Linked DNA regions of Homo sapiens: all the other regions are linked to region 1. Evidence: chromatin loops called from intact Hi-C (ENCODE). Cell type or tissue: CD4-positive, alpha-beta T cell. All regions are shown on one strand. Links, peaks and the distances in the headings refer to the core of each region. The heading gives the core; the rest is flanking DNA. Region 1 holds the start of CCR4 (C-C motif chemokine receptor 4). Region 2 overlaps GLB1 (galactosidase beta 1). Region 3 overlaps GLB1 (galactosidase beta 1).

Region 1 (10,311 bases), core at 2,312-10,311:
ATAGTGAATTTGGTGTGTTAATATTTTGTGTAGGAAATTTGCATTAATATATTCAAGTGAAATTCAGTAATTTTTTCTTTGGTTTTGTTATCAACGTTATATTAACTCTATCAAATGAGTTTATTTTTATTTATTTATTTGGAGGCAGAGTCGCAGAGTCTCGCTCTGTCACCCAGACTGGGGTGCATTAGCATGATCTTGGCTCACTGCAACCTCCGCCTCTTGGGTTCAAGCAATTCTTGTGCCTCAGCCTCTCAATTACCTGGAATTACAGGTGTGTGCCACCACATCCAGGTAATTTTTGTATTTTCAGTAGAGATGGGGTTTTTGCCATGTTGGCCAGGCTGGTCTCAAACTCCTGACCTCAAGTGATCTGCCCGCCTCAGCCTCCCAAAGTGCTGGGATTACAGGCTCAAGCCACCGCGCCCGGCAATCAGAGTTTAGTGTGTTATTTTTTGTATTTCTGGGGGAAAAATATGCATGAGATCAGAATTTTACAGAAATTCCCCCTTATTGCTTTCCTCAGTTTCAGGTAGATGAGGTCAACTATGGTCCAAAAATATTAAATTGAAAATTCCAGGCGGGGTGCATGGCTCACGCCTGTTATCTCAGCACTTTGGGAGGCCAAGGCGGGCGGATCACCTGAGGTCAGGAGTTTGAGACCAGCCTGAGCAACATGGTGAGACCCCGTCTCTACTAAAAAATACAAAAATTAACTGGGCATGGTGGCGGGCGCCTGTAATCCCAGTTACTAAGGAGGCTGAGGCAGGAGAATCCCTTGAACCCGGGAGGCAGAGGTTTCACTGAGCCGAGATCGTGCCATTGCACTCCCGCCTGGGTAACAGAGCAAGACTCTGTCTCAAAAAAAAAGAAAAGAAAAGAAAATTCCAGAAATAAACAATTCTTTAAGTTTTAAGTAGCATGCCATTCTGAGTAGCATGTTGGAATCTTAGTCATCCCACAGGAGATGTGAATCATCCCTTTGTCCGGCATATCCATACTGCATATGTTACCTGCCCATTAATCATGGAGTAGTCATCTGAGTTACCTGATGAAAAAATATAGTACTATACATAGGGTTTGGCACTATCTGTGGTTTCAGGTGCCCACTAGGGGTCTTGGAACGTATCTCCCAAGGATAAGGGAGGATTACTATATGTACCTTGAATGTTTGATGGAATTTGCCTGTAAAATCATCTTCTGTTAGTTTGATTTTGTGCAATGCATTTAAACTACTGATAAGTGGTTTCTTTCCTTTTCTTTTCTTTTCTTTTTTTTTTTTTTCTGACCCAGGGTCTCACTTTGTCACCCAGGATGGAGTGCAGTGGCAAGATCTCCGCTCACTGCAACCTCCGCCTCCCAGGTTCAAGCGATTCTCTTGCCTCAGCCTCTTGAGTAGCTGGGATTACAGGTGCCTGCGACCATGCGCAGCTAAGTTTTGTATTTTTAGTAGAGACGGGGTTTCGCCATGTGGGTCAGGCTTGCTTTGAACTCCTGACCTCAGGTGATCCAGCAGCCTTGGCTTCCCAAAGTGGTGGGATTACAGGCGTGAGCCACCGCGCCCGGCCTAGTTTTTGTTTCTAATCGCTAGTCTGTATTTGCAGTTTTAAGTTTCCTTTTTTCTCTCTTCTGCTTCTTTGCCTATCTTCCTAGAGGTATGCCAATTACATTAGTGTTTCCAAATACTTTAGTGGGCTTATTTTACTTTTGATTTCTGTTCTTATATGTGTCATTTTTTTTTTCATTTTCTTTTCTTTTCTTTTTATTTTTTGAGATGGAGTTTCGCTCTTGTTGCCCAGGCTGGAGTGCAATGGCGTGATCTTGGCTCACCGCAACCTCTGCCTCCTGGCTTAAAGTGATTCTCCTCCCTCAGCCTCCTGAGTGGCTGAGATTACAGGCATGCGCCACCATGCCTGGCTAATTTTGTATTTTTAGTAGAGACGGGGTTTCTCTATGTTGGTCAGGCTGGTCTCAAACTCCCGACCTCAGGTGATCTGCCTGCCTCAGACTCCCAAAGTGCTGGGATTACAGGCGTGAGCCACTGTGCCCGGACTGTTTTCTTTTCTTTTTTTTTCTTTTTTTTTAAGAGATGGAATCTCGCTATGTTACCCCGGAACTCTTGGCCTCAAGCGATCCTCCCATGCCTCAGTCTCCTGAGTAGCTGGAATTACAGTATGAGCCACCACGCCCAGCTGCTCTTACATTTATTGTTTTCTTCCTTACACCTCCTTTGAATTTATTCTGCTCTTCTTTTTCCTACTGCTTCCTTTTCTTTCTTTCTTTTTTTTTTAAACTTATTTATTATTTTTTTCTTTGGAAATTTTCTAGAAAATTACTGATTCTTTTTCTAGTTAAACAAGTCATTAATTTTTAGTCTTTCTTCTCTTAAACATAAACATTTAAACATTCTCTTAATTATAAACATTTAAGGCCAGGCATGGTGGCTCACGCCTGTAATCCCAGCATTTTGGGAGGCCGAGGGGAGTGGATCACTTGAGGTCAGGAGTTTGAGACCAGCCTGACCAACATGTTGAAACCCTGTGTCTACTAAAAATACAAAAATTAGCAGGGCATGGTGTTGCTGGCCTGTAGTCCCAGCTACTCTGGAGGCTGAGACAGGAGAATCACTTGAACCCAGGAGGTGGAGGTTGCAGTGAGCCGAGATGGTGCCACTGCACTCTAGCCTGGGTGACAGAGCAAGACTCCGTCTCAAAGCAAGCAAGCAAACAAACCAAAAAAACCATTTAAAGTCTTAATTTTTCTATGGCCCAATTTAGCTACCCACCACAACATTGATGAGTGATATTTTATTTTTATTCACTTATATGTGTTTTCTGTTTTCCATTGTTGTATCTTCTTTGACATTCAGGTCACATGAAAATGTGTTGTCTAATTTCCAAATGTGTAGGAATTTTTAGTTATCTTTTAAAAAATTAACTAGTAATTTAGTTGTTTGCAGTCTTCTATTTCCTTACCAAAGTTTTGTCTGTTTATTCGGACCTCCTCTGTAATATAGTTGTTGTTGGTTTTTAAATGCTGTCTTGAACCAGTTTTAAGGCGCTGGCTAAAGGCCAGTCAGTTCCCCTTTTTGAACAGCTAAGTTCACACCCCAATCACTTCTCTTATCAGACCCTCATACTCAGGGGCCACTATGCATTAGCCCTAATTGCCCTGAGGCCAGGTACCAGGCACTAGGGACAGCCCCTTTGCTCTGAACACACAAAATTATTCAAAATAGCCAATGGGCAGAAAGCCCTTGAAACCTAAGTAACCTCACATGCTTGCCACACATAAACTGCTAAGTAACCTCACATGCTTGCCATACATTAACTGCCCCTACAGCTCCGGCTCATTGTTACCTTGTCCCTGTTACTCCTGGTGTGGCCCTGCCTGGCAGGCTTCTCATTTTGAGCTGTAAATAACAGGTTTGAAGGCCTAATCACCGTAGCTCTGCAGCTGAGTCCTGTGGTGCTCCTCTTGAAGGCACAATTTCAGATATGCTGGTCCCTGTGGGTTGGTATGGTGCCAGAGCCTGGGCAATGTACCTTGATGACTTTGACCTTGAAATAAGGCTTGATGCACCAGGGGGCGCTGTAGTCTCATGTTCCAGCTTTCCTTCGTGTTGGAAGCATGCGCTGTACTGTGTACCAACATGGTTTGGGGTAGGCTTTGCAGAGTCTTTTGTTGGCCTGCTCCTTTCTGCTTAGGTTTCAGAAACGAAGCCTAATGGAACATGTGTCCATGTAAATGTCAGGAGTGTGAGTGTAGCCCTGACAGTGTTCCTCACTGGCTGGGTTGCCTTGAGCATACCACCTCCCGTCTCTGGGTTCCTACTTCTCCATCTATGAAATGGGCATTAATAAAACAATGATTCTGGCTGGGAGTGGTGACTCATGCCTGTAACCTCAGCACTTTGGGAGGCCGAGGCGGGTGGACATCTGAGGTCAGGAGTTCGAGACCCGCCTGAACAAAATGGTGAAACCCCATCTCTACTAAAAATACAAAAAAATTAGCCAGGTGTGGTGGCAGGCGCCTGTAATCCCAGCTACTTGGGAGGCTGAGGCAGGAGAATCCCTTGAACTGGGGAGGTGGATGTTGCAGTGAGGCAAGGTTGTGCCACTGCACTCCAGGCTGGGCAACAAAAGCGAAACTCCGTCTTGGGGGGAGAAAAAGACTCTTTTTTGGGGGCTGAGGTCCTTTTTTTTGGATGTTTAATTTTGAAACCCTTACTGAAGGGACACCTACTTAGTGTTTCTCCAGGACAGTAATGTTGTTACTTTGCCAACCTGAAGACTGACTGTCCCCAGGGCAGTAACCTCTGCAACTTGGAAACCTGAAACCTGTTTTTTACCTGAACCCTGACTTGGAAATTGAATGTGGCCCAAAAAGTCTAAATCCAAATATTTCCTGGGATCCCAGCAATGGCCAAGGGCATGCTCTGGGCTAGGCTATTTCAAGAGAGGAAGCTATTCCTGTGTATAGTATTTATCCTACTCATTTCTAATCACTGCTGCTGCGTTGTTGAACACCTGTATATACCAGCCACTATGCTAAGTGCTTTACAAATATTAGCTCATTTAGTTCCCTCACAGTCCTCAAGTATTATCATCCCTTTTTACAGATAAGAAAATTTAGGTTTACACAGCTAGTAAGTGGTGATACTGAGATCCAAACTCAGACTCAAAGCAAGTCCTCTCGACCAATGGGGCCACTAGAGCTCACACTCTGCCTCACTCATGGGACCAGGATGCATGTCTCATGGCCAGGTTCACTCAAGGGAGGACTAACTGGCTCTCCAGGGATCATCTATAGACCCATATGGATCAATGCTCATTTATGATGATTTGGACCTCTAGATAGCGTATGTTCTAGAACCTTAACACTGCCCCCACCCAGGGCAGAACCCATGGAGATGTAGGCGTTGTGCTCAGATGAACTTGCCCAGGTCCCTGCCGCGGCACGTGCTTTCCTGCCCTTCACACTTCGCCCCCGGCCAGCTCTCTAACTTGTACCTCAAAGTCTATAATTTAATGGCAGAAACTTCTTCAGGCCCCATGTTTCTGGAAATATGTTCATTTTATAAATTACTCTGTATAATGGGCATAGATTAGCTGGTCAAATACACGTGGGACATTTTCATTGCAAATCCTCCTTCCAGAGGCTCAGGATGATATCAGCATTGGAAGGCCCCCAGGAAGCATTGCAGGATGGAACTGTGTTTAACCTGAACCCAAGCCCAGCATTCCCTAGACCTACCTGACCACACATCCCCATTTCTCTTTTGCAGGCTATCCATGAATCTGGTTCCACAGTTTATACTCTGGGGAACATTGCTCTAGCTCATTGCTCTAGCTCAGGATTTCTCAACCTCAGCACCATTGATCTTCTTGGTCAGACAACTCTTTGCTGTGGTGGGCTGTCCTGTGCATTGTAGGACTTTAGCAGCATTCCTGGACTCTACCCATTAGAAACCAGTAGCAGGCTGGGTGCGGTGGCTCATGCCTATAATCCCAGCACTTTGGGAGGCTGAGGCAGGCAGATCACCTGAGGTCAGGAGTTCAAGACCATCCTGGCCAACATGGTGAAACCCCGTCTCTACTGAAATACAAAAAATTAGCCGGACATGGTGGCGCGTGCCTGTAGTCCCAGCTACTTGGGAGGCTGAGGCAGGGGAGTTGCTTGAACCCGGGAGGCGGAGGTTGCAGTGAGCTGAGATCATGCCACTGCACTCCAGCCTGGTGACAGAGCAAGACTCCTTCTCAAAAAAAAAAAAAAAAAGCCAGTAGTAACTCCCTCCCACCCCAAGCTAAAATGTCTCCAGATATTGCTGTATGCCTCAAGGAGGCAAGGAGCCTGAGTTGAGTGCCTCTACTCTCTACTCTAACTCGTGCATTCTCAGTAGAGGCAATATTGCCCCCAAGATAAAACTTGGCTCTTGGAGGGAGAAAAATTTCATACTCATTTTATGTATAAAGCACAGATATACATACACTGTATAAATAGATATATGGTATGTTTGTAGCATTAAAATTTTATGAGGGAGTGTTAGGAAAAAAAGTCTCAAAAGACTCCTTGGGGCAAGTGATAATGAAAAAAAAGAAGGGGTTCCCTAACACCATTCTAGCTCAGTGTTTTAATTTCTATTTATGCCAATTCCTTAGAAAGAATGATCTTTATGGCTCTTTTAAGCTGAATCAAAGAGCTAAGCAACAGTTGAAACACAGGGAAAGCATCTGGAAGTTGCCAAAAAGCTGAGGCTATGAGAGACTTAGGGCTCATGTCAGCCCCTCGCTTATGACTGCTACCCACATCCAAAGTGAAGATCAAGACCTCAGCCAAGACCACTGCCAATGAAGCTCCGCAATCCCCAAGCAGAAGGCGCTTGGGTGAGGGGTCTTCCTGACTCAAAAGGACTTGAAGCTATGTTGCCAGGCCACTTCACACTGGTTTGAGGCCATGTCAACTATTGAATCAAAGAATGTGGTTGGCTGATGCCTTCCAAGTCACTCACAGACACATACATTTGGACAAATTTTTCTCTTCTCTCTTCTTGAATATCCTTTTTCTTGACTATCTCTGGCCTTCCTTCTCACCCTGGCCTCTCAGATCCCAGTTGTCAGGAGAACATTGCACATCTTGATTGCTGGCCCCTGCATATCCATGATGAGAAACTAGCAAACAGGTTGCTGATCCAAAATGTAGAGATCATTGCTACCGCATATGGCCAGTTAAATGGAATTTTTTTTTTTAAACTAAAAAGCGAAAAAGGAGTGGCTGATTCCTGTAATCCCAGTGCTTTAGGAAGCTGAGGTGGGAGGATTGCTTGAGGCCAGTAGTTCAAGATGAGCCTGGGCAATATAGCAAGACCCCTATCTCCCCAAAAATTAAAATTAGTCAGTCATGGTGGCTTGCACCTCTAGTCTCAGCTACTTGGGAGACTAAGGCAGGAGGATCACTTGAGCCCAGGAGTTCAAGGTTACGGTGAGCTATGATTGCACCACTGAACACCAGTCTGGGTGACAGAGTGAGACCCTGTTTCTTTAAAAAAATCTCTTTTTTAAAAACCAACAAATACATTTTTGTATTTTTAAAAAAACTAAAAATCTTTTTTAAAAAGAAAATGACTTCATTTTTTTTCTTAATCTTTTTTTGGCACATCTTCTTGGCCTTCGGTCTTGGGAAATGACTAAGAATCATTTTCTGCTTCCTACTTCTATCAAAAAACCCCACTTGAACTTAGTACAGTTGGGTGAGGGAGATAACTCGTGCTCACAGGAAGCCACGCACCCTTGAAAGGCACCGGGTCCTTCTTAGCATCGTGCTTCCTGAGCAAGCCTGGCATTGCCTCACAGACCTTCCTCAGAGCCGCTTTCAGAAAAGCAAGGTAAGCAGGGACGGGGACATTCCCAGGGTCTTGGGTCGCACACTGCTTTCTGGACCTGGCTGAGATGCTCAGGCCCCTCACGAGTCTAGGGCTTACACTTGGCACCTACCTTGCAGCCCACACACCTTCTACCTGTCCCCACACCCTCTGAGCCCTCATCTGATGGGCACTAATTTATGCAGGACTCTCTTCCTGCACACATCTGGCCTGAGTCCACATGCCCCAAATAAATAGATCATTTTCATAAAAAATATACACTTGTCTGCTTCTTGCTTCTAGCAAGACTCCCAGGCAAGAAATACCACACACGCAAGGCCTACAGAATAATTCCAGACACTTACCAGCTGTGTCTCCTGGCTTTTTGTTCTCCTGATAATTTCCTAACTCCTCAGCCTTGTTTATGCCTTTCATTTTCACTGGTAAAATGGTGGAGAAAGACTAGAATTGTTAGTCATTCAACAAACTTTTTTGGAGACTCTGTGATGTAACAGGTGTTCAGTATCTATTTGCATGAGTAAACCAAAATCTTTTTTCTTTCTTTTTTTCTTTTTCTTTTCTTTCCTTTTTATTTTTTATTTTTTTTGAGACAGGATTTCACTCTGCTGCCCAGGTTGAAGTGCAATGGTGCCATCATAGCTCACTGCGCCTTGAACTCCTGGGCTCAAGGGATCCTCCTGCCTCAGCCTCCTGAGTAGCTGGTACTATCAGCACGTACCACCACACCCAGCTAACTTTTAAAACAATTTTTTGTAGAGACAGGGTCTCCTTATGTTGCTCACGCTGGCATGGAGCTCCTTGGCTCAAGTGATCCTCCCTCCTCGGCCTCCCGACGTGCTGGGATTATAGGCGTGGGCCACTGCACACCTGGCTTCAAAAGCCCTTTCTTGAGAAACACAGTTTGGGCATTGGGTGTGTGGTGGTGGGGGTGTGGGGAGAGATCGAATGTGAATTTACTGACGAATGTGAAAAGGATTTTAACAAGGAATGTGAGGGTCCCACAAAAGCCTCAAGAAGGAAGCAAGGGAGTGGCCTTGAGTCGGAAAGCCCTTCAGCCCTGAATTGCTCTGATACACATGTCAGCATGTGATTAATTTTAAGAAGATTTCAACCTCTTTATCTGCCAATTTAGATAGGAAGTGAAGGTGGTTGGGGAGGTAGAGGTTTTATTTCTGGCTGTGATGTGTGTTTTCTAGATCCATCAGGTGAATTCCCACTCTAATAGGATTCTGTGCGTAGAATTGATTTTTACGTGCAGTTTGATGATGATCATGATCATATAAAATACACCCAATTGAGAATTGTTCAACTGATTTTGTCATCCCTGAAAGTGATTTCAGTAACCCCAGACTATGAAATATCTTTTTGAAACACATCCTCAAAGAACACCTGCTTGAAAGGGGGTTTTACGATCCTCACTTACAAATGAGAGAACTGAAGCTCCTGGCAGAGAGGTAAGAAAATTAGTGAGTGCCCAAGCTGGAATCTGAAACAAATCTTTCTGCCTCCAAAGCCCAAAATTATTTCGTCTGGCTGCAGGGCCCTGTGAGTAATCGAGCCCTTCATCTTGGGAAAGGCATATACAGACCTGGAGCAAAACAGTACGCAGCCATGCTCTGCATTTAGCAATACTTTGGTTTATTTTTGTTCTCACAGAAATCTCCTTTGCTCTTCCCCTCATTAGCTGCTTCTGGTTGGGCCCAGACCTGCCTTGAGGAGCCTGTAGAGTTAAAAAATGAACCCCACGGATATAGCAGACACCACCCTCGATGAAAGCATATACAGCAATTACTATCTGTATGAAAGTATCCCCAAGCCTTGCACCAAAGAAGGCATCAAGGCATTTGGGGAGCTCTTCCTGCCCCCACTGTATTCCTTGGTTTTTGTATTTGGTCTGCTTGGAAATTCTGTGGTGGTTCTGGTCCTGTTCAAATACAAGCGGCTCAGGTCCATGACTGATGTGTACCTGCTCAACCTTGCCATCTCGGATCTGCTCTTCGTGTTTTCCCTCCCTTTTTGGGGCTACTATGCAGCAGACCAGTGGGTTTTTGGGCTAGGTCTGTGCAAGATGATTTCCTGGATGTACTTGGTGGGCTTTTACAGTGGCATATTCTTTGTCATGCTCATGAGCATTGATAGATACCTGGCAATTGTGCACGCGGTGTTTTCCTTGAGGGCAAGGACCTTGACTTATGGGGTCATCACCAGTTTGGCTACATGGTCAGTGGCTGTGTTCGCCTCCCTTCCTGGCTTTCTGTTCAGCACTTGTTATACTGAGCGCAACCATACCTACTGCAAAACCAAGTACTCTCTCAACTCCACGACGTGGAAGGTTCTCAGCTCCCTGGAAATCAACATTCTCGGATTGGTGATCCCCTTAGGGATCATGCTGTTTTGCTACTCCATGATCATCAGGACCTTGCAGCATTGTAAAAATGAGAAGAAGAACAAGGCGGTGAAGATGATCTTTGCCGTGGTGGTCCTCTTCCTTGGGTTCTGGACACCTTACAACATAGTGCTCTTCCTAGAGACCCTGGTGGAGCTAGAAGTCCTTCAGGACTGCACCTTTGAAAGATACTTGGACTATGCCATCCAGGCCACAGAAACTCTGGCTTTTGTTCACTGCTGCCTTAATCCCATCATCTACTTTTTTCTGGGGGAGAAATTTCGCAAGTACATCCTACAGCTCTTCAAAACCTGCAGGGGCCTTTTTGTGCTCTGCCAATACTGTGGGCTCCTCCAAATTTACTCTGCTGACACCCCCAGCTCATCTTACACGCAGTCCACCATGGATCATGATCTCCATGATGCTCTGTAGAAAAATGAAATGGTGAAATGCAGAGTCAATGAACTTTCCACATTCAGAGCTTACTTAAAATTGTATTTTAGTAAGAGATTCCTGAGCCAGTGTCAGGAGGAAGGCTTACACC
Region 2 (10,311 bases), core at 2,312-10,311, 62 kb after region 1:
TCCCAAAACCATTTCCACCCCCCCACCCCTGACCACACAGTCCATGGAAACAGTGTCTTCCACGAAACTAGTCCCTGATACCAACAAGGTTGGGGACCACTGGCATACAGGACATATTGTGGAAAGCACTGGAGAAGAACGCTTCCTATCTAATGGACTTTCCAGTCAGATAAGAACTCAGTGAGGTCAAAGCATTGCCCTGTGTCTGCTGGACAGAGCAGAACATGCCTGACCCCTTTCTACTGAAGTCCCAGTTGATATTCATTCACATCTGGCATTAACCAGAAAGCCACATCCGACTCAAGTAAAGCCAGTGTAAACAAAAGTGATTTTTTAATCTTATGAATCGCCCTTATCAGTGACTTTGCTCTCTAAATCAAGGTAGTTTCTTTACAGTAAAATGAATAGGAAGAGCATAGAGTCCTGTGCCAGGGCCTTTGACAAGGGCCTCTCCTGATGAAGGATGTGGGGGTTAGTGCACAGCCTTAGAAACAGCTGGGGCTTCAGGGATCATTTTGTCCAACCCCACACCGCAACTGCCAGCTCCCTGCATTCAAACCATGTGCTAACGTGCTCATTCTTTCAAATGTCAGAGCTTAGCACTCAGTGTGGGAGTGGGATCTGCCTGTTCTGAGGTGGCTGATCATTTAGAAGCCCCAGAGCTGGCCTGGGACTGTCCCCAGCAGCAGGGACCACTGTGCACCAGAAAACAGAAACCACATTGGTTCTGTGTTAGGTAGGATGTGTGTGTACCCTTGGACCTTCACACGCATTCAGTCCAAAGTCCACAAACTTCTTGGATGGGCCTTGTGTGTGGCACTTTATTGACATAGAATTCATATACCATACAATTCAGCAGTCTTTAGTATACTACAGAGCTGCACAACCATTACCAAAGTCAATTATAGAACATTTCGTCACTCCGTTAAGAAGCCCTGTACCCTTTAACATTCTCTTCCCATCCAACCAACACTCTCTTTTCCCTGCTCTAGGCAATCACAGATCTTCCTGTCTATATGAATTTGCCTGTTCCGGACATTTCATGTAAATGGAATCATGCAACATACAGTCCTTTGTGACTGGCGTCTTTCATTAGCCTAATGTTTTCAAAATTCTTCCATGTTGTAACATGTATCAATACTTCATTTCTTTTTATTGCTGAATCATATTCCATTGTATGGATGTACTACATTTCGTTTATTCATTCCTCAGCTGATGGACATTTGGGCTGTTTCCACCTTTTGGCAATTATGGATAACGGTGCAATGAACAGTTGTGTACAAGTGTTTGAGTGGACATATGGATTAGATGGGCTTTTGGGGGTCTGAACCCTTTGACACATTCACAAATACTGTGTGGAGATGTACTTTCAAGCCTGGAGATGCAGAGCATTCATCAGACTGACCAAATAAGTAAAGAGCCCCAGCCTAGATAATGAGTATGAGTTCCTCACCGGTTCTCAATGCTGCCTGCTTTTTCACATGGGCCTTCAAGACACGGCTGGGGCTCAGGTAGATGTGCCACTGAGCACTTCTGTACCTCGTACAAGTTACTTAGCTATCTAAGCCTCCAGCTACTCATCTGCAAACTGGAGATAATGATCCATCTACCACAGGTGCCTCTTTTGATGGCTACGGAGATAGTGTCTATAAAGCGTTGAGCAGAACGCCTGGGTCAGTAACTCTTGCGTGTGACACCTTTAAGACTTGGCCAAGATGAACCTCCCTCTGACCTCCAACACATCCCACACTTTTCCATTGGTCTCTACTGCATTAGGAGGGGAGAAAAAGAGGGATCGAGGGAACAAGAACTTGCTAGCTAAAGGGGGAAGATCCAGGGAGGGCTTTCTTTGTGTTTAGGTCCTAGAGCTCCTAGTTACCACTTTTTGGCTGAAAAATGGGACTCGGCAGAAAGATGGAGAGGCTGACAAAATGCAGGTAGAGGAAATATGAGAACAGGATCTTGCCCTGAAGGAAGAAGGTGGGGAGGAGATTCAGAATTCAGACTTCCTCCTAGATACCACTGGGCAGGAAATGAGGTTGGAGGCAGAGAGATAAGTCTGACAGGAAGCTGAGGGAACAAAGGAGTTACACCTGATAGCAGTCAAGGAGGATGAGGTCTTCAGTGGAGAGGGTGGAGAGTCAGGTGGCTTAAGGAGGGTGCTGAAGGTTGAAAAGGCCAGTGGGGGAAAGGAGCAGAGAGAGACCAAGGACTGCTGGGCAAATCTGAGGGCTTCTGGAGGCTGGCAACAATGAGGGGATGGTAGCCACGATGAATGCGCTGAGAAGTCCCTTAGCTGTGCTCAGTGACTGGTGAACCAGCAGAGACACCAGTAGTGGATCCATTCTACATGGAGGAGGAATGAAGGAGGCAGAGTAGAAGGCCAAAGGGGCAAGGGGGCAGGTGGACTGATGACTCTTAAAAAAAGATCGTGGTGGCCGGGCGCAGTGGTTCACGCCTGTAATCCCAGCACTCTGGGAGGCCGAGGCAGGCAGATCACCTGACGTCGGGAGTTTGAGACTGGCCTGACCAACATGGAGAAACCCCGTCTCTACTAAAAATACAAAATTAGCCAGGCGTGGTGGTGCATGCCTGTAATCCCAGCTACATGGGAGGCTGAGGCAGGAGAATCGCTTGAACCTGGGAGGCGGAGGTTGCAGTGAGCCAAGATTGTGCCACTGTACTCCAGCCTGGGCAACAAGAATGAAACTCCATCTTAAAAAATAAATAAATAAATAAATAAATAAATAAATAAAAAAGATTGTGGTAAGGCCTAGGCTTGGTAGAGGAAGAACTGCAGCCTTAATGGTGGAATGTTTCAGGTCATTAATAAGATTTAAGGCCGGGTGCAGTGGTTCATGCCTGTAATCCCAGCACTTCGGGAGGCCAAGGCAGGTGGACCACGAGGTCAGGAGTTCAAGACCAGCCTGGCCAACACGGTGAAACCCCATCTCTACTAAAAACACAAAAATCAGCCAAGTGTGGTGGGGGGTGCCTGTAATCCCAGCTACTCGAGAGGCTGAGACAGGAGGATCACTTGAACCCAGGAGGCGGAGGTTGCAGTGAGCCGAGATTGTGCCATTGCACTCCAGCCTGGGTGACAAGAGCAAGACTGTCTCAAAAAAATAAAAAAAAAGATTTAAGAGCAAGGTTGGTAGGCATGAGAGTTTGGTGCATAGAAACATGCAGCCAGAGAGAGGATATTAAAGCCTAAAATTCCAAAGGTATGTTCAGCAAGATATATGCCTGTGCTGGGCCATAAAACAAGTCTAAATACATTTAAGAAGACTGTGCAGCCATCATTCAAGTTAGTTTCAGAGCATATCCATCAGCTCCAATAGAAACCCCATGCCCACTTAACAGTCACGCTCCATTCCCACCCTCAGCCCTAGGCAACCAGTAAGCTACTATCTCTATGGATTTGCCTTTTCTGAACATTTCATATAAATGGAGTCATACAATACATAGCCTTTTAGTTTTGGCTTCTTTTACTTAGCATAATATTTTTCCAATTCATCTGGATTGTGGCATGTTATCAGTACTCCATTCCTTTTTATTGAGGAATCGTATGGATATACATGCTTTCTCCACTTGTCAGGTGATAGACATCTGAATTAATTCCAACTTACAGTTATTATAATACTGCTATAAACACTTGCATGTAAGTTTTTATGTGAACATGTTTTCCTTTCTCTTGTGTATATACCTAGGAGCGGAATTGCTGGGTTCTATGGTAATCTATGTTTAGCCCTTGAAGAAATTGCCAAACTATGCTCCCAAATGTACCTTCTTATCTTTCTACCAGCAATGTGGGAAGATTCCCTTTCCCCCATGTCCTTTCCAACATTGCCTATTGTCCTTCTTACTATTTAGCCATCTTGGTGAGTGTGAAGTAGTATTTCATTTTGGTTTTGACTTGCATTTCCCAAATGATTAATAATGTTGAACATTAATCAGCCACTAATTTTAGTTTATAATAGACATTTTACCAAAGAAGGTATACAAATGCAAATGTACTTAGCCATCTTATGCCTTCTTTGGTAAAATGTCTATTCAAGTTCTTTGCTCCTTTTGTGACTGGGCTGTTTGTCTATTATTGAATTGTAAGAATTCTTTACATATTCTAGATATAAGTCCTTTGTTAGATATATGATTTGAAAATTATTTTTCTCCCAGTTTGTGGCTTGGATTCTCATTTTCCTAATAATGCTTTTTGAAGAACAAATATTTTTAATTCTGATAAAGTCCAATTTATCAATTTTTGTTCTTTAAGGATAATGCCTTAGGTGTCAAATCTAAGAAGTCTTTGCCTAACCCAAGATCATGGAGATTTCTCTCCCTAGAGAGAAATTTTAGAAGTTTTATAGAGGAATTAAGTTACAAATTAATAATTACAAGATATTTTTACAAACCCAAAATATGTGGAAATTAAACAGCATACTTTTTTTGTTTGTTTGTTTTTGTTTTGTTTTTGAGACACAGTCTTGCTTTGTCACCCAGGCTGGAGTGCAGTGGCATGCTCTTGGCTCACTGCAGCCTCTGCCTTCCAGGTTCGAGAGATTCTCCCACCTCAGTCTCCCAAGTAGCTGAGATTACAGTTACTCACCACCACGCCTGGCTAATTTTTGTATTTTTAGTAGAAATGGGGTTCTGCCATGTTGCCCAGGCTGGTCTTGAACTCCTGGCCTCAGGTGATCCACCCGTCTCGGCCTCCCAAAGTGCTGGGATTTACAGGCATGAGCCACCACACCCAGTAAAACATACTTTTTAATAATCTATGGTTCAAAGAAGAAATCATATGGGAAAGTAGAAAATATTTCTAACAGGATGGCTGTGGTGGCTCACACTTGTAATCCTAGCACTTTTCGAGGCCAAGTTCACATAAAAACTTACATGCAAGTGTTTACAGCAGTATTATAATAACTATAATAACTATAAGTTGGAATGAATTCAGATGTCTATCCTAGCACTTTTCGAGACTTCATTTGAGGTCAGGAGTCCGAGATCAGCCTGGCCAACATGATGAAACCCCGTCTCCAATAAAAATAAAAAAAAAACAAAAAATAAAAAATAAAATAAAAATAATAAAAAAAATTAGCCAGGAGTGGTGGTGTGTGCCTGTAGTCCCCGCTACTCTGGAGGCTGAGGCAGGAGAATTGCTTGAGCCCGGGAGGCAGAGGTTGCAGTGAGCAGAGATCACACCACTGTACTCCAGCCTAGGTGACAGAGTCCATCTCAAAAAAAAAAAAAAAAAAGAAAATATTTCAAACAGAATAATGAAAATACATTTCAATAAATTTTAAACAAGCAACACATAAATAAATAAAAGGGCATTTTATTAAACACACACCATGTACATCTTTTGCCTTCTCCTCCTCCAGCTATTAACATAATTTTCTCCTCTTCTTCAGAATTAAATTTCTCAAAAAGAACGTTTATATTCAAGTATTCCTGTTCGTATTCCTTACCCTGGTCTTCTCTATAGAATGCAATCTGGCTGGGAGATGCTTCACTCCACTGGAACAAGGCTTACTGATTCCCAAGGGCCTCCTTGCTTCTAAAACCACCGAAGTGCTTCTGTCTTTATCTTATTTGTCCTCTTGGCAGCATAAATGCTGGTTTTCTTCCTACTTGTTTGGTCTCTCCTCTTCAGTCTTCATCATGTTTTTGTCCCTCAAACATCAGCCTTACGTCCTCTTTTCTTCCCTCTGCATCCTCTCTCCTTGAGAGACCTCATCCAGCCCATGTTTTCAACAATCATCTATACAACAATGATCTTCTACATACATTCCTGGCCCAGATCCCTGCCCTGAATTCCCAGCCTATAGATCCAACAACCCTCCTCCAATACTGTCTTTCCCAGCCATTCTCCAAGGCCTCTGCTATGGTCTGAATGTTTGTGTCCACCCAAAACTCATCTGTTAAAATTCTAGCCCCCATGTGATGGGTTAGGAGGTGGGGCCCCCTCTGGGAGGTGATTAGGTCATGAAGGTGGAGCCCTCATGAATGAAATTAGTGTCCTCATAAAAGAGACCCAAGAGAGCTCCTTTGCCCCTTCAGCCATGTAAGGACATAGAGGGTGCTGTCTATGATGAAGTAGACTCTCACCAGACAGCAAATCTACTGGTGCCCTGATATTGAAGACTTCCTAGCCTCCAGAACTGTGAGAAATAAATGCCTGTTGTTTATAAGCCACCCAGCTTATGGTATTTTGTTATAGCAGCCCAAATAGACTAAGGCAGCTTTTCAAACACAATTGGTCTAAATTCAAACTCATGACCCCCCTTTCTAAGCCTAAGTCCCCTTCTGAAGCTGCTTCTTTCAGCAAATGGTACCATTCTGCCCAGCTGCAAGCTTGAGACCTGAGTCATCCGAGACATATCCCTCTCCCCAAACCCTCCTGTCCAATCCATTGTCACAATTTATTGATCCAACTTTGAACATCTCTCAAATAGTTGATGTCATCTCCATCTTAGATACCACCATCCCAGTTTCTCAATGAGACTATGGTCCAGCCTCCTAGATGGTTTCCTCGAATCCATAAGTGTCCTTACCCAAACCATTCTGCACAATGGGGTCAGAGGAGCTTGTCAGATCACAGTCTTATCATGTCACTCTCCTGCTTCAATGGCTCTCAACACAAAGACAAAACTTTAACGTGGCCTATAAGGCCCGTCCCAATCTAGTCTCTACCTACTTTCCACACTTGACATTTTCCCCTCCAACCCCATGGCCTTTGCACAAGCTGTTACCTCTCCCAGGAACATGCTTTCTTCCCTTCTTGCCATGCTAATTCTTACTCATCCTTCATATCTCTGACAAGCATCACTATCTTAGGGAAGGCTTCCCTGACCTCCCTGACAAGGCAAAATGCACCAATTATTATCAACCCCATAGCCCTTCTTAGCATCCATCACAGCTATGGTTTTACTTTTTAATATGAGTCTGCCTCCCTCACTAGACTGAAAGTTCCATGAGGGAAAGGACCATGTTTGGTTTTATTCATGATTGTATCCTTAGTGCCTGGCACACACCTTGGGCACATAGTGGCCACAGAATGAGAAGTGTGTTGAATGAGTGATGGTAAGGTGATCTAGGATGAAAACAGGACATGAGGGAGAGGAGAAGGCGGTGAAGGAAGATATGCCAATGTCTTCAAACGACAAGGCGGAGTGACTGGGAAGTGAAAATGGATGAGGAAGAGTGGAGAAGCAGACAGCTTATGATAGAAGCCCCAGGGGTGTGGGGCTGGATGCAGGTGGGGATATTCTGGGAGCACTGGGCTTGGCATAAATGAAAACCAGACAGACTCTCCCAGAGGGATCCACCTCTTTGTCTTGACTGGATTGTCCTCAAGATAAAGAGAAAGCACCCCTATAATCAGCATCAAAAGGGGTCATGATTCTTCTTGGAGGAGGCAGGATGGTGTCATTCACTACAGGAAGCCAATGACAAGGGGGCAGATGGCAGCACCTCCGAGCTGGCCACTGAATCCCTGAAGATCTGCCACAATCCGCCTCCTGAAGAATGTCCGAAACGCCACACTCAAAACCATCACACGATATCTCACTAACAGCTCTTTGTGATTCTTTCTCAGACACTAACAACCAAAAGTTTAGGCCTGAATTCAAACCCTTCCCATGAAGACACGTACCTTGGTCCATCCAGGAAACTGGATAAAGGTGTCCTGGGGCAAGTCTGGGATCCCACTGGGAATGGAGAAGTTCCCCATATAAAAGGCCGGGAGCGTGTAGTTGGATGAGTTGTGGGCCCAGGCTTCATCATGGTGGCCACTGTCACGGTGTCCCCAGCCCCCCAGGTGGCTGCACACTGCATCCTCAGTGTCCAGTGGAAAGATCGTCCAGTCCGTGAGGATATTGGAACTGAGAGTCAGGTTAGAAACCAAACCCTGCAAAGCAGAAACAGAGCACAGTGAGCTGGGGAGGGAAGGAAAAAGGCTTCACATGTCTCTGCATTCCAGGGAAATGGGAAAAGCAAACCGGGATACAAAACACCAACAGGAAATGAACCTCGAAATATGTGTACATCGAAGTAACACAGATCTAACTGGAGGTTGAATTACAAATCCTTGGGAAGAGATATATTCCCCAAACTATAGCTTTCTCCTTTGCAGGTCATGATGTCTCTATAAAAGGCCCAGAGTTTCTGCTTCTACAGAAAGGGCATTGAGTTGCTAGAGTGATTGATCCCAAATTCCCAAATTTTCAGAGTTTGGCTGAGAGCCACTGCTAGAATAGAGAAAGATGGGCACCAAGAAAGATGGGCCAGGCGCAGTGGCTCATGCCTGTAATCCCAGCACTTTGAGAGGCCAAGGCAGACAGATCACTTGAGGTTAGGAGTTCAAGACCAACCTGGCCAACATGATGAAACCCCATCTTTACTAAAAATACAAAAGTTAGCTGGGTGTGGTGGCAGGTGCCTGTAATCCCAGATACTCAGGAGGCTGAGGCATGAGAATCGCTTGAACCTGACAGGTGGAGGTTGCAGTGAGCTGAGATCGCGCCACTGTACTCCAGCCTGGGTGTCAGAGCGACACTCCATCTCAAAACAAAAAGGGATCCAGTCTCTACAAAACATACAGAAATTGGCCTAGTGTGGGGGCATGCACGTATAGTCCCAACTACTTGGGAGGCTGAGAAGGGAGGATTGCTTGAGCCCAGGAGACAGAGGTTGCAGTAAGCCGAGATTGTGCCACTGCGCTCCAGGCTGGGTGACAGCAAGATCCTGTCTCAAGATGGAATCTGGGGACAGAAGGAATGAGTGAGTGTGGGATACAAAGGAATAGTCATCCCACTGCGGATGGAGCAGGTACGACGGATGCAGCCAGGAGCAAATATTGGCCTTGAGCACCTCAGCCATCATCACAGGGAGGACCACACCCGAGTCACTCACCTGTTATGAGGGCCAAGTGAGATAACATACATGAGAATACTGTGATACCTTAAGAGGATAGGAAGGTAATGATGACGATGGCAAACCTCAGACCTGAATTCAGAAGCTGCTCTATTTGTTCCACACAGGCCAGGGCTGGGCTGTCAAGGCTCAGCTAACTTCCCCTTCCCTGGCTTGTATGTAGGGAACTTCCCCATTCCCAGTGGAATCCCAGATACCAAGTCTCGATTGCCCATTTAATAATTTGATAAATATTAACCAGGTGGCTGTATGTCAGGCTCTTTGACAGGTACTGGAGACCCAGAGACTACACAACAGAGTCGAGTCACTCCCATGGGTCAATGTGGCCTGTGAGAGCCAGGCAGGAGGCCATGAAGTCCACCCTGAGCACAAGAACTATGAGAGAGACATTTATACTGGAGGCAAAGGTGGCCTGCACACAGCTATTCCCTAAGTTCCCTAAGATGTAATTGCCTGATCTCAAGAGGGTCAGGAAATAGCCCCAGACACCTGTCCTGCCCTAGCCTGGGTGGTGCCATTGTTCCCTTGATAAGGCATTCTCTCCTCTCGCGGAGGTTGAGCTCCCTGAGAGAAGCCTGTCTCTTGACACCTTTGCATTCCCCAAAGCACCTGGTGGGGCATCTCGCGGAGTGGGAGCTTAACAAATGCTTGCTGAATAATGCTCTAAAAATATGTGTTAGAAAAACTTATTTGGGCTACACATCTGGACACAGGAGTAATCAACAGAGGTGAGAGCCAGTGCCCCAAGGGAAGAGGCTTCCTACAAGTGAAGAGTTTGCCACAGGCTAACCATCCAAACCCATAAAACAGGGCAGAACAGAGGCTCAGCTGGCTTTACTGGCAAAGGAGTGCCTTCAGTGAGCTTGGTGGTCTTTTAAAGCAGAGGAAAAGCATGGTGGAGGGGCTTCCTCCTTCTGTTTCTTTCTATAGGATGACCAAACTCAAACACAGGGGAAAGGTTCTGTTTGCAAAGCTCAACTTTCTCATCACCTACAGAGGAAAACAGCTCTTCAAAATAGCTCAACTACTTCTTTTTTTTGAGACAAGGTCTCACTTTGTCACCCAGACTAGAGTGCAGTGGCATGATCATAGGTCATTTTAATCTCCAACTTCTGGACTCAAGCAATTCTCCTGCCTCAGCCTCCTGAGTAGCTGAGACCACAGGTGCATGTCACCACACCTGGCTAAGTTTTTAATTCTTTGTAGAGGTCTCACTATTTTACCCAGGCTGGTCTTGAACTCCTGGCCTCAAGTGATCCTCCTGCCTTGGCTTCCCAAAGTGCTGAGATTACAGGTGTGAGCCACTGTACTGGGCTTCAACTTCTAAGTTGTCACCCCTTAAACCTTAGTCTTGACAGTGTGGTTTGTCCTACCTTA
Region 3 (10,311 bases), core at 1,054-9,053, 73 kb after region 1:
TGAACAGTGTCTTATCAAGCATCCCTTTCCCATAAGAGGAACCTGGACCCTGAATGGGTTAAGTTACTTGCCCAGGGTCATACAGGGGATTATATCATACATAGCAAAAGTTATGGATGTTAGCTCCAAAAACAAAACTAAGTAAAACCAACAAAAAAACAAGGCAAACAAACAGCAAAGCCAAGAGATGAAGTTCTGCTCAGCAAAACTGTCTCCAAGTTCATGGGCTAAATCTGCTTTAACATACAAAACAAAAGGCAATGAGCTGGGTGCAGTGGCATGCACCTGTAGTCTCAGTTACTTGGGGAGGATCTCTTGAGCCCAGGAGTTTGAGGCTAGTCCGGGCAACATAGCAAGACCTCATCTCTAATAATAATAATAATAACAACAAAGTCCATCAGAACTGTTTTAAGTGGAGGAACGGGGGAAAGAAACAGTTAAGAGACTAGATTGTAACCAACCACTAAGTCAGAAAATATTTTTAGATGCTGACATCCCTGGTCCAAAAGGAAAGCCTCAAACAATCAGCCTCAGCAGTAACGGAATTATTCACAGATTATAGTTATTGACATAATAATCCACAGAATTATAGTTATTGACTTTGCTTATTTACTTCCTGCTGTGGACATTATTAGCAGGGCTGAGCTGGGACATAAATCCAGTTATGGAACAGAATGCAAATAGAGATCCAGCATGGAACAGAGAAAAGTTTCCCTACTTCTAGGGCCCAGAAAGAAAGAAAGTAAACTTCAGGCAAGTGGAAAGGTGACTGGGAGGAGCTGAGGAGAGCACTAATCCACCTTCCTGTGTTGCAGGAATGAGCTGAGCACAAGAAATGCTACTAAGACCACACAAACCTTCTAGCGCAAGAACACCTCCCGCCCAGGCTCCACATCTCCATCTCCTTCTGGTTCATTTATTTACTTATTTTGAAAACTAGCTAAAGTGGTAAGTTTCCTCAAGGGCTGAGGAAAGCTTTGTCAAGGGCTTCCAGAAGGAGGGGTAGAAGCTGTGATGCTCCCCAGGCAGGTGTGGCTGAGGCTCAGGGGATCCCTGCAGAGACAGTAGGCTGAGCCCCACTCCCTGAAGTCTGTGCCCTTTGGGGTTTTTTGCTGGAAATAGATATTCTGTGGACTTGCCCCAGATCTGAAAGAGCCAGGGCCCAGGAAGCCCCACCCAATCTGAGAGCACTACCTTGGCCAAAGATCAGAAAGCAGAAGGGGTCTGAGAAAGAACAATGGCTGCACGTGTTCATATAGTAACCTGGAACTCCCTCCCCAGGCTACACGTGCTCTGGGATCATTGTCTGAAGTGCTCAACAGCTCTGCTAAGTGCAGGTAAGTTCCATTTATAGATGTGGGTGCTAGGACTGCAGAGTACCCTATACAACGTTCATGAAACAGTGAATGTGTGTGTGGTGGGGGGACTTAATTATTCATTTTATTGCAAAATAGAATTGTTGGAATAAAATCACAGGTGTAAAAACAGGAACTGACAGCAAACTTCACTAAACTAAGATTAGATATGCTGTTATTATTTTGCCTTACTGTTCAGACTCCTTCCAGAAGGTGGTTGCCACAGAAAATCAGAAAGGAGGACGTGGATAACCTTCCATTTCAAAACATGGGGCTGAGATCCTAAGTGATGAAGCTTAACATTGCAGTTAAGGGACAAGCTGGTCTCACGGGCATCCTGCTATCATTCCCTGAGAAGGACATATCACCTTTGTTGTGTTCATGTCCAAAATGTCTTACTGAATCTAATTAGTGAGGCAAAGTCTACAAACACCCCGACCTTTTCAAAAATGTCCATGTCATGAGAGAGAGACTTAGGAACAGTTTCAGACGGAAGAAGACTAAGGAGAATATAATTAATGTGTGATTATGGATTGGAAACTGGATTGAGAAAAGATTAAGCTGTAAAGGACGTTATTGCAATGACCAGGGACACTTGACTATAGAATTTATATTAGATAATAGGATTGCATCAATATTAAATTTCTCATGTGTGATCATTGTATTGTGGTTCTGCAGGATAATGTTCTTTTTCTTAAAAGATGTATGCTGTGGAGTGACATGGTGCTGATAACTCAAATGGTTAGAAAAAGAAAAGCAGTTGACTACATACACAGAGAGAAAAAGGCAATTAAAGCACTGTTAACAATTGGTGAATCTAGGTAAAAAGCATATGGGTGTTTATTGTACTATTCTTGCAACTTTTTTTGGATTTAAAATTTTCCAAAACAAAATGCTGGGAAAAACTTTAAAAAAATAAAGATGAGGCAGTGTCTGGAGATCAAACACATACACATATACAAACACTGAAAAAAAAAAAAAAAAAGATGTGCTCTGTTCTCTTCAAAAGCAGGAAAAAGAATCTCAAAGAACCTAGTCTACCAAAAAACACAGTCCTTATGCCATTGAACTAAGAACAAATAATTAAACTGTCTGTTTTGAGTATTAAAACAGTGATCTTCCACTGATGCCTAGTAATAAAGATTAATTAGATTGGTCAGTGAACTCAATTTATAACTTGTACAGAATTATGTTGAAGCAGGTTGGGCTACCTCCTGTATGAGTGAGAAGAAGTGGGGCAAAAAATATAGGCATGATCAGCCCACCACGCAGCACTTCAAGCTAAAGAGAGCCTGGAAATTCATGGTTCATTTACCTGGGATCTGATGCATTTGCTTACCATTTTGGCCCCTGAATTCAGAATGGGCACTGCAAGGCAGTGCAGAAAGCACACTTTTGCAAGTAGAAAAAAGGCGAGGCATTACCTTTGAAGGCCTACCTGTTTCACCTGGATAAATGTCAAGGGATAAAGGCTTTTGATGGGCCCAGAGGGACACAGAATGTCCAGAGCTGCTCCCACTGTCTTTAACTGAAAAGAAACAAAAGCAGCATTCACACACTGCACCCCTCACTGGTCATCAGGTTACAGAGTCATTCCCTAATTATCAAAGACATCAGTGGGTTTGACCAAACCCCTAAATAAACCTAAATCATTCAAATTCCACTCAGTATTGCTTCCCAGTCTCCTTCAGTCCTCTCCATCTACTCCCTAACTCCTGATGAAAACTATGAATGATAGTAGTCTTAAAAAGGTTTCAAACATACCTATTCGGAAGTCCAACCTGCTCAGAGACCTATAAAAGATTCTTAAAATGAATGAAAACGAAGGCTCAGATGCTGCCTCCTTATAAACCCTCTCTGAACACCCCCGAGTAAAACAACTAAGAAGTAAAAGTAGTAACCAGAGGCCAGTTACATTCAACTAAGATTAGACATGCTATTATTATATCACCTTAATATTTAATACTTCCTAGTTACTTCACCCTCCTCTGAACTTGTGTGTGGCATATCTTCCATGCCTGTATCACTTTTCAGTTGCTCATCTTTGTCTTCCTCACCAGACTGTCAGCTCCTTAAGGATAAGATATGTTCCATTCTCAGCCCCAATGCCCAGAACATAGTAAATGCCTGGTAAGTATTTATTATATTCAATACAAAGGATTGTGTATTCTTGCAACCCAGGATACTTATTCTGATGCAATAACAACAATAATAATAACAGCTACCAGTCATTGCCTGTCTACACACTCCAGATGAGATACAGCGTTTTACATGCACTAGCTCATTGAATACTCACAGCTACCCTGTGAGGCAGGTACTACTGTCCCTGTGTTGTGGAGACTCACAGAAGTCCACTTGAGTAATGACAGAGCCAGGATTTGTAGTTAGATTTGGCTCCAAACCCCAGGATTTTCCATGACTATAATACTGGTTAGGATTTTTTTTTTTTTTTTTTTGAGAGAGTCTCACTCTGTCACCCAGGCTGGTAGGCTGGAGTGCAGTGGCGTAATCTTGGCTCACTGTAACCTCCTCCTCCCAGGTTCAAGTGATTCTCCTGCCTCAACCTCCTGAGCAGGCATGTGTCACCATGCCTGGCTAATTTTTGTATTTTTAGTAGAGACGGGGTTTCACCATGTTGGCCAGGCTGGTCTTGAACTCCTGACCTCAGGTGATCCTCCCGCCTCGGCCTCCCAAAGTACTGGGATTACAGGCGTGAGCCACCATGCCCAGCCCAGTTAGGAATTTCATAAACACTTCCCATGGTTACCTTGCTGATGTGCAGCATCAAGGAAAAAAATCTCATTTACAATTTCATCAAGCCAGCTACTCATATGGGTGTTTTCCCACCTGAACACTAAGAAATTCAACTCACGGTAAAAACTTATTTTCTATATAACTGTGTTCTACATAAACTTAATTCAGTTATATGCTGATTTGCTATCTTCAACTGTATATATTTATTTAAAAATAAAAAGTCATTTCTGCTCACACAATTTTCCTTCACGGTAAACAGAATGTGCTTTTGGTAATAAGCTAGCTTGGTTTTAGCAATGTTGTTGTTTTGAACATTTGGAGCTATTTTCTGTTGCATAAAAATAGATTTGTCATGGCTCTGAAACAAACAAACCAAAGTTTTCCTTAAGTAGCTGTAGCAATGAACAAGTAGAAGGTGCTCCCTTTACAAGAGTGACTGAAGTCTGATTAATCTAAAGAAAGATCCTTATCAGACAGAAAGACCACATTCTTTGTAGAATGTAGCACAGGTATCTGACACTAGGTGGAAAATGTTATAAGAACTCAACCAACCAACCATGTCAAAGGGCTTCTTGGATGGAAAAATTACATAATCATGTTTGGCATTTTGCTTGAAGATAAAAACTTACGATACTATTTTAGGATATCGAGATTCTTAAGAAATAGGTAACGGTTCTTTTTTTTTTTTCTTGTGAGTTAATACATGTAGGAGTTAGGGATTATAAAAGGGGAAAACCTGAAGACACAGATGGTCAAAACAAATTGACTTTGGCTATGTCACTCCTCTGACTATTAAGTAAAACCTCTCTTCTTTTTCGCTTTTCCTAGAATACATTGCCCTTAACTCCTATTTATGATTGATTTCTAGCTTTTCCCCCAGTGTCCCCATTTAACGTATAAACCACAGACCATAAAAATTAGGACATGACTTTGAGATGGAGGTAAGTATATAATTTAGGGCAGAGGTCTATCAAAATGCCTGTGATTTTGGGGAACTCCTAAAAAAGGTAAATACGACAAAGAGCCTTGGCAGCCATAACAATGAGGTGGCATGTTATTTCCACAAAGGCACTTGACACTGTTTAAACCACTGATAAAGGAACCAAGATGACCCAAATGATCCAAGAATGCCTACTACTCCCACCCATGTCTCATCTGCTCATCCTGTCAACAGGCATGAGTATCTTCTCACCTCTCTCTCCCCATTTTCCCAGAAACATCATTTACCCCATTAGGCTTGCAGAAAACAAATTCGCAGAAAAATAACGAACCAATTCCTCCAGCACAGCACTTTCACTCACTGCTACTAAATTCCACTTTCTCACTCCCATCTCTCACTTTCAAAGTTTCTGTTATTTTTTTTTCTTACCTTTTCCAAAGTGACCTTTCCATATGCAAACTTTGGTGTAGATGGAGGGATAGGACCTTCTGGTACTTTTTCAAACTATAAACCAGAGTAGAAAAAGAGAGAAAAGAAAAAAAGTTGGTAAACCTTCAGAAACATATTCATAAAATTTATTATTTGAAAGCAAGGTCAAAGACTCAACAGTGCCACTGCTTTTTTGGAAAATCAAAGGAACTAGAGACTTCTTCCAAAGCAGGATCTGGTAAATTTTTTACCTCTAAGTGTATGTCTGTGTTTTAAGCTTCAGGAATATCCAAATAATTATAAACCGAAAGACCTCAAAACAAAAGAGCAAAAACAAGTAGAGAGAATGAGGGTAAACAGCAGAAGGCTAGGGGAGTGGGAGGAAAAAAGGAAACAGGTACGTGACAGACTCTGAAGGGAGACAGCCTATCATAGGAAAAATATTAATCTTATTGCTAAAGTTCTGTATCAATGTTAAATTTACTGTGGTTACAAGAGAGAATACTTCTCCATATTGTTATGAAACATATAACGAAGTATTTAAAGGTAAAGGCCGTGATGTATGCAATCCTCCAATGATTTAGAAAACACACACACAGACAGAGAGAGAGAAGAAACAAGTCTATGCACGAGTGATGAAGCATGTAGAGTAAAATGTTGACACAGATAAGTCCGGGTGGAGAATATACAAATCCTCTTTTTTTTTTTTTTTGAGACGAAGTCTCGGTCTTGTTGCCCAGGCTGGAGTGCAATGGCACGATCTCAGCTCACCGCAACCTCTGCCTCCCGGGTTCAAGTGATTCTCCTGCTTCAGCCTCCCGAGTAGCTGGGACTACAAGCATGCACCACCACACCTGGCTAATTTTGTATTTTTAGTAGAGATGGGGTTTCTCCATGTTGGTCAGGCTGGTCTCGAACTCCTGATCTCAGGTGATCCGCCCGCCTCAGCCTCCCAAAGTGCTCGGATTACAGGCGTGAGCCAGCGCGCCTGGCCACAAATCCTCTTTTTTTAAACTACTTTTATTCTTGTAACTTTTTTGAAAGTCTGAAACTATTTTTCAAAATAAATCCTTATTAAATGTTAAATATTATATCTGGACATATACACATGCACACACATATATGTGCATGTATGTATACAATTATGGAGTAAGAAGATCTGGGAGAAAGTCCCACGTCTTAGAAATGTCTGTAGCCATCCGGCTTTTCAAGTAGAGTGTACTGTGAGTTCTCAAGATCCTTCTATTTCTTTCTTTCCTTCTTTTTTTTTTGGTTTCCCTTTCTAAAAGTCACAATGCTGGCAGCATCGCCTCTTTGTAGCCCGGAGCAGCTGCTGCCATCACGCTGGCTGTGGCGGAAGGAGGTCGTGGGCCGTGGCGGTGGGAGCAGCTGCTGCCATCACGCTGGCTGTGGCGGAAGGAGGTCGTGGGCCGTGGCGGTGGGAGCAGCTGCTGCCATCACGCTGGCTGTGGCGGAAGGAGGTCGTGGGCCGTGGCGGTGGGAGCAGCTGCAGGGCCAGTAGTGGCGGCGGAGAGGACCCCTGTGCCCCATGTCCCCGAGGCAGCTGACTGTGCCGTCCCCAGCCTCACGGGGCCAGGCAGGACCCACTCCCAGGCCCGGAGCCTCTGCCGCTGTTGACCCTGGCCCCGCGTCACTGCTCTTGCCTTGCTGCTGCTGTGGAAAGGGTGCAGCAGGAAGGAGGTGGTCAGTCCCTGAAGCCCGCCACGATGGGACTGGGCCGAGTCACCCGCTGGTGGGGGAGCAGCGTGGTTGGGCACGGAGGGGCGGACAGAGAAGGGCCCCGAGGTAGAGCTGTGCCCGGGGCAGTGCCACGATCCATGGAGCCAAGCAGGAGCTGGGCGTGGCTGCAGCTACCAAGCTGCAGCTGCAGACGGAAACATCTCTGCACTCTTGGGGATCCAGGAAGGTCCCCCTCCCCCAAAAGGCTAAGAGGTGTCTGCTCCCGCTGCCTAGCCTCTCTCTTCTCCCAGCGCCACTCCGACCTCGGAGCAAGGATGGGGCTGAGCCCACGTGCTGTCGCACGCTGGCTGGGTGTGCAAACGTTCAGGGTAGCACTGACATGCCAGCCCCCTGCCACCTCAGCCCCCTCTGGACTTTGGGCACCGATGAGCACAGGAGGGAGGCCGAGGGGGTGCTGAGGGCAGCTCAGCACTGGCCTGTAGGCGTCCCTTGGCACAAACAGCCCGGGCGCCATGAATGGTGGCAGAAGGTAGACAGGCTCCTGGGTGGAAGGGGGCGAGTCCCTGGTGAAGCCCCACCTTCAAGCTGGGGAGGGCCCGAAGCCTGGGGTTCGGGCCACTAGTCTCATGGACCAGAGGGGTAACTTGTGGTGCTTTTCCCTGGGCCTGCCAATGGCCGCCATGGTCCAAGCAGCACCTCCTCCCCACTGAAGCCCATAACAACTGCTGGCTCAGCAAGACCAGAAGATGGAGAGACAAGGGGAGACAATCAGCTGCAGAGAGAAACTATCCTCTCTGCTGAGAGGATGGAGGGAGGATGGGACAATCTACCCACAGAGAGGCACTACCCTCTCTGCTGAGAGCTGAACACTCGCTGGGACACCCTGGCTATGGAGACAAGCTATCCACTGTGGGCCTCCTCTGAGCTGTTCTATCGCTCAATAAAGCTACTCTTCATCTTGCTCACCCTCCACTTGTCTGTATACCTCATTCTTCCTGGATGTAGGACAAGAACTCAAGATCCGCTGAATGGTGAGGCTAAAAGAGCTGTAACACAAATAGGGCTGAAACATGCCCCTTGCTCACCACGTTGTGGGGGAAAAGGAGAGAAGAGCTATGGTCCTTTGGGGAGCCCAGACCTGGGAGCTACCCGAGCTGGGGCTGTGACTCTCTCTTTGGGGCCCTGTGGTTCCTGGCATCTCCAAGCTTCTGGGCACTATTGCATACCCTGATGCCAGCCAGAGAAGCTGTCTGCAGTGCACCTGGTCCAGCTGCAGCCTTGCAGAGGGCTGGCGCCTGTGCGGGCAACCTGGAGCTGCTCACCCTGCAGCAGCAGCAGCCAGCGTGTCTGACCGTGCACAGTGGCTCAACCCCACGCTTGCTCACACACCCCTTGCCGCTTTATGCCTGACTTGCCCTTGGCAGGTATGGGATCCAGGCAGGAAGCATGAACCGAGTGCAGCCTGCCAGGCCGAGTGGGCAGAACGAACCCAGTGGGCCCGAGCAAAACTCGGGCAAAGGCGCCACAGGCCACAGAGGTTTCCAGCCAGAAAAGTGACACCCGGCTCACGCCTATATTCCCAGCACTTTGGGAGGCCGAGGCAGGCAGATCACTTGAGGTCAGGAGTTCAAGACCAGCCTGGCCAACGTGGTGAAACCCCATCTCTACTAAAAATACAAAATTAGCCAGGCATGGTGGCACATGCCTGTAGTCTCAGCTACTTGGGAGGCTGAGACATGAAAATCGCTTGAACCTGAGAGGCGGAGGTTGCAGTGAGCTGAGATTGCACCACTGCACTCCAGCCTGGGTGACAGAGTGAGATTCTATCTCAAAAAATAAAATATAAAATAAAATAAATAAAAAGAGGAGGACAAAAGACTGTTATAGTGAAAAGCAACAGTCCCCTGCCTCACTTTTCTCTTAGTTCTTTCAGAGGAAGCCATTTAAAAATTATCATTTTTTATTATTTTGTTTTGAGATAGGCTGTTGCCCAGGCTGAAGTACAGTGGCACAATCACGGCTCACTGCAGCCTCAACCTCCTGAGTTCCAGTGATCCTCCTGTCTCAGCCTCCTGAGTAGCTGGGACTATAGGCATGCACCACCATGACCTGCTAATTTTTATTTTTATTTTTGTAGAAATGGGGTCTCACTATGTTGCCTAGCCTGGTCTCGAACTCCTGAACTCAAGCGATCCTCCCACCTTGGCCTACCAAAGTGCTGGAATTACAGGTGTGAGCTACCACGCCCAGCACATTTTAAGATTATTTAATTGTTCCTATTTTTGCTTCTTCTGGTCTCTAAGTAATATATGTGTACTGCTTTTTCTTATCATTGATTTCTTTAACACATGAGAGTACAGCCCAGAAGATAAAGAAAGTTTATCTTCCTTTCTTGCTATTATGGTTATATCACCATTTTCAGCTTCTCTCCTAGTTATCTTTGTACCTTTAAAATAATATCCTTATATCTTTATTTATTAGTTCCATCAATTAGCATATTACCCTATGTCGCCTCTTTTTTCTCGTTTTGTTTTTTTGAGATGGAGTCTCAAACTTCATGTCTATAGCATTATCCTTTTAAATTTTTATTTTTTAAAAGTAACACTCTGAGTGTGGGGTGACTAGGTCAAAGGATATGAGTATAAGACTCTTAAAATAGTGTATACTCACATTTTCATCAAGTATCCATACTTGCTTATGTCATTTACCCAAAAATTTTTTTTTTTTTTTTGATACGGAGTTTCGCTCTTGTTGCCCAGGCTGGAGTGCAATGGCACAATCTCGGCTCACTGCAACCTCCACCTCCCAGGTTCCAGCGATTCTCCTGCCTCAGCCTCCCGAGTAGCTGGGATTACAGGCATGCACCACCACGCCTGGCTAATTTTTTGTATTTTTAGTAGAAACGGGTTTTCTCCATGTTGGTCAGGCTGGTCTCAAACTCCTGACCTCAGGTGATCCGCCCGCCTCGGCCTAAGTGCTGGGATTACAGGCGTGAGCCACTGCGCCTGGTCATCATTTACCCAATTTTCTATGTAGATCTTGATATTCTGATCAGTGATATTAGCTCATTATAATACAGATATTAAGCTTTCATCTGTCTATCCCATTTACTACAATTTTCTAACTTTTCAT

What was found. A loop is a pair of places that touch in the nucleus more often than their neighbours do. Peaks named below come from ENCODE experiments on the same cell type or tissue, not always from the same donor. Only the 100,000 strongest peaks of a DNase experiment are listed, where the experiment ranks them.
Region 2: a loop joins it to region 1, with 2.3 times the contacts of the local background. A loop is called at or near these places in 9 of 110 quality-filtered maps.
Region 3: a loop joins it to region 1, with 5 times the contacts of the local background. A loop is called at or near these places in 9 of 110 quality-filtered maps.

Annotation. Positions count from the first base shown.
Region 1 is chr3:32,944,307-32,954,617 of GRCh38, forward strand. CCR4 (C-C motif chemokine receptor 4) reads left to right here and starts at 7,338. Exons shown (of 2, transcript NM_005508.5): 1 at 7,338-7,384; 2 at 9,066-10,311. The coding sequence starts at 9,117. The coding sequence ends at 10,199. In CD4-positive, alpha-beta T cell, for the core only: a CTCF peak has its summit at 3,590 (motif pointing right); DNase peaks (open chromatin) are centred at 3,595, 7,285 and 8,605; H3K4me3 peaks cover 3,477 bases; H3K27ac peaks cover 1,636 bases.
Region 2 is chr3:33,006,402-33,016,712 of GRCh38, forward strand. It overlaps GLB1 (galactosidase beta 1), which reads right to left. Exons shown (of 16, transcript NM_000404.4): 14 at 10,308-10,311; 15 at 7,655-7,909. Among named protein-coding and RNA genes, the nearest start is that of CCR4, 60 kb to the left of the region's middle. In CD4-positive, alpha-beta T cell, for the core only: no CTCF peak of the experiment used is centred there; no DNase peak of the experiment used is centred there; H3K27ac peaks cover 151 bases.
Region 3 is chr3:33,018,773-33,029,083 of GRCh38, forward strand. It overlaps GLB1 (galactosidase beta 1), which reads right to left. Exons shown (of 16, transcript NM_000404.4): 11 at 5,479-5,553; 12 at 2,794-2,883. Among named protein-coding and RNA genes, the nearest start is that of CCR4, 72 kb to the left of the region's middle. In CD4-positive, alpha-beta T cell, for the core only: CTCF peaks have their summits at 4,756 and 4,973; a DNase peak (open chromatin) is centred at 4,609; H3K4me3 peaks cover 1,412 bases; H3K27ac peaks cover 397 bases.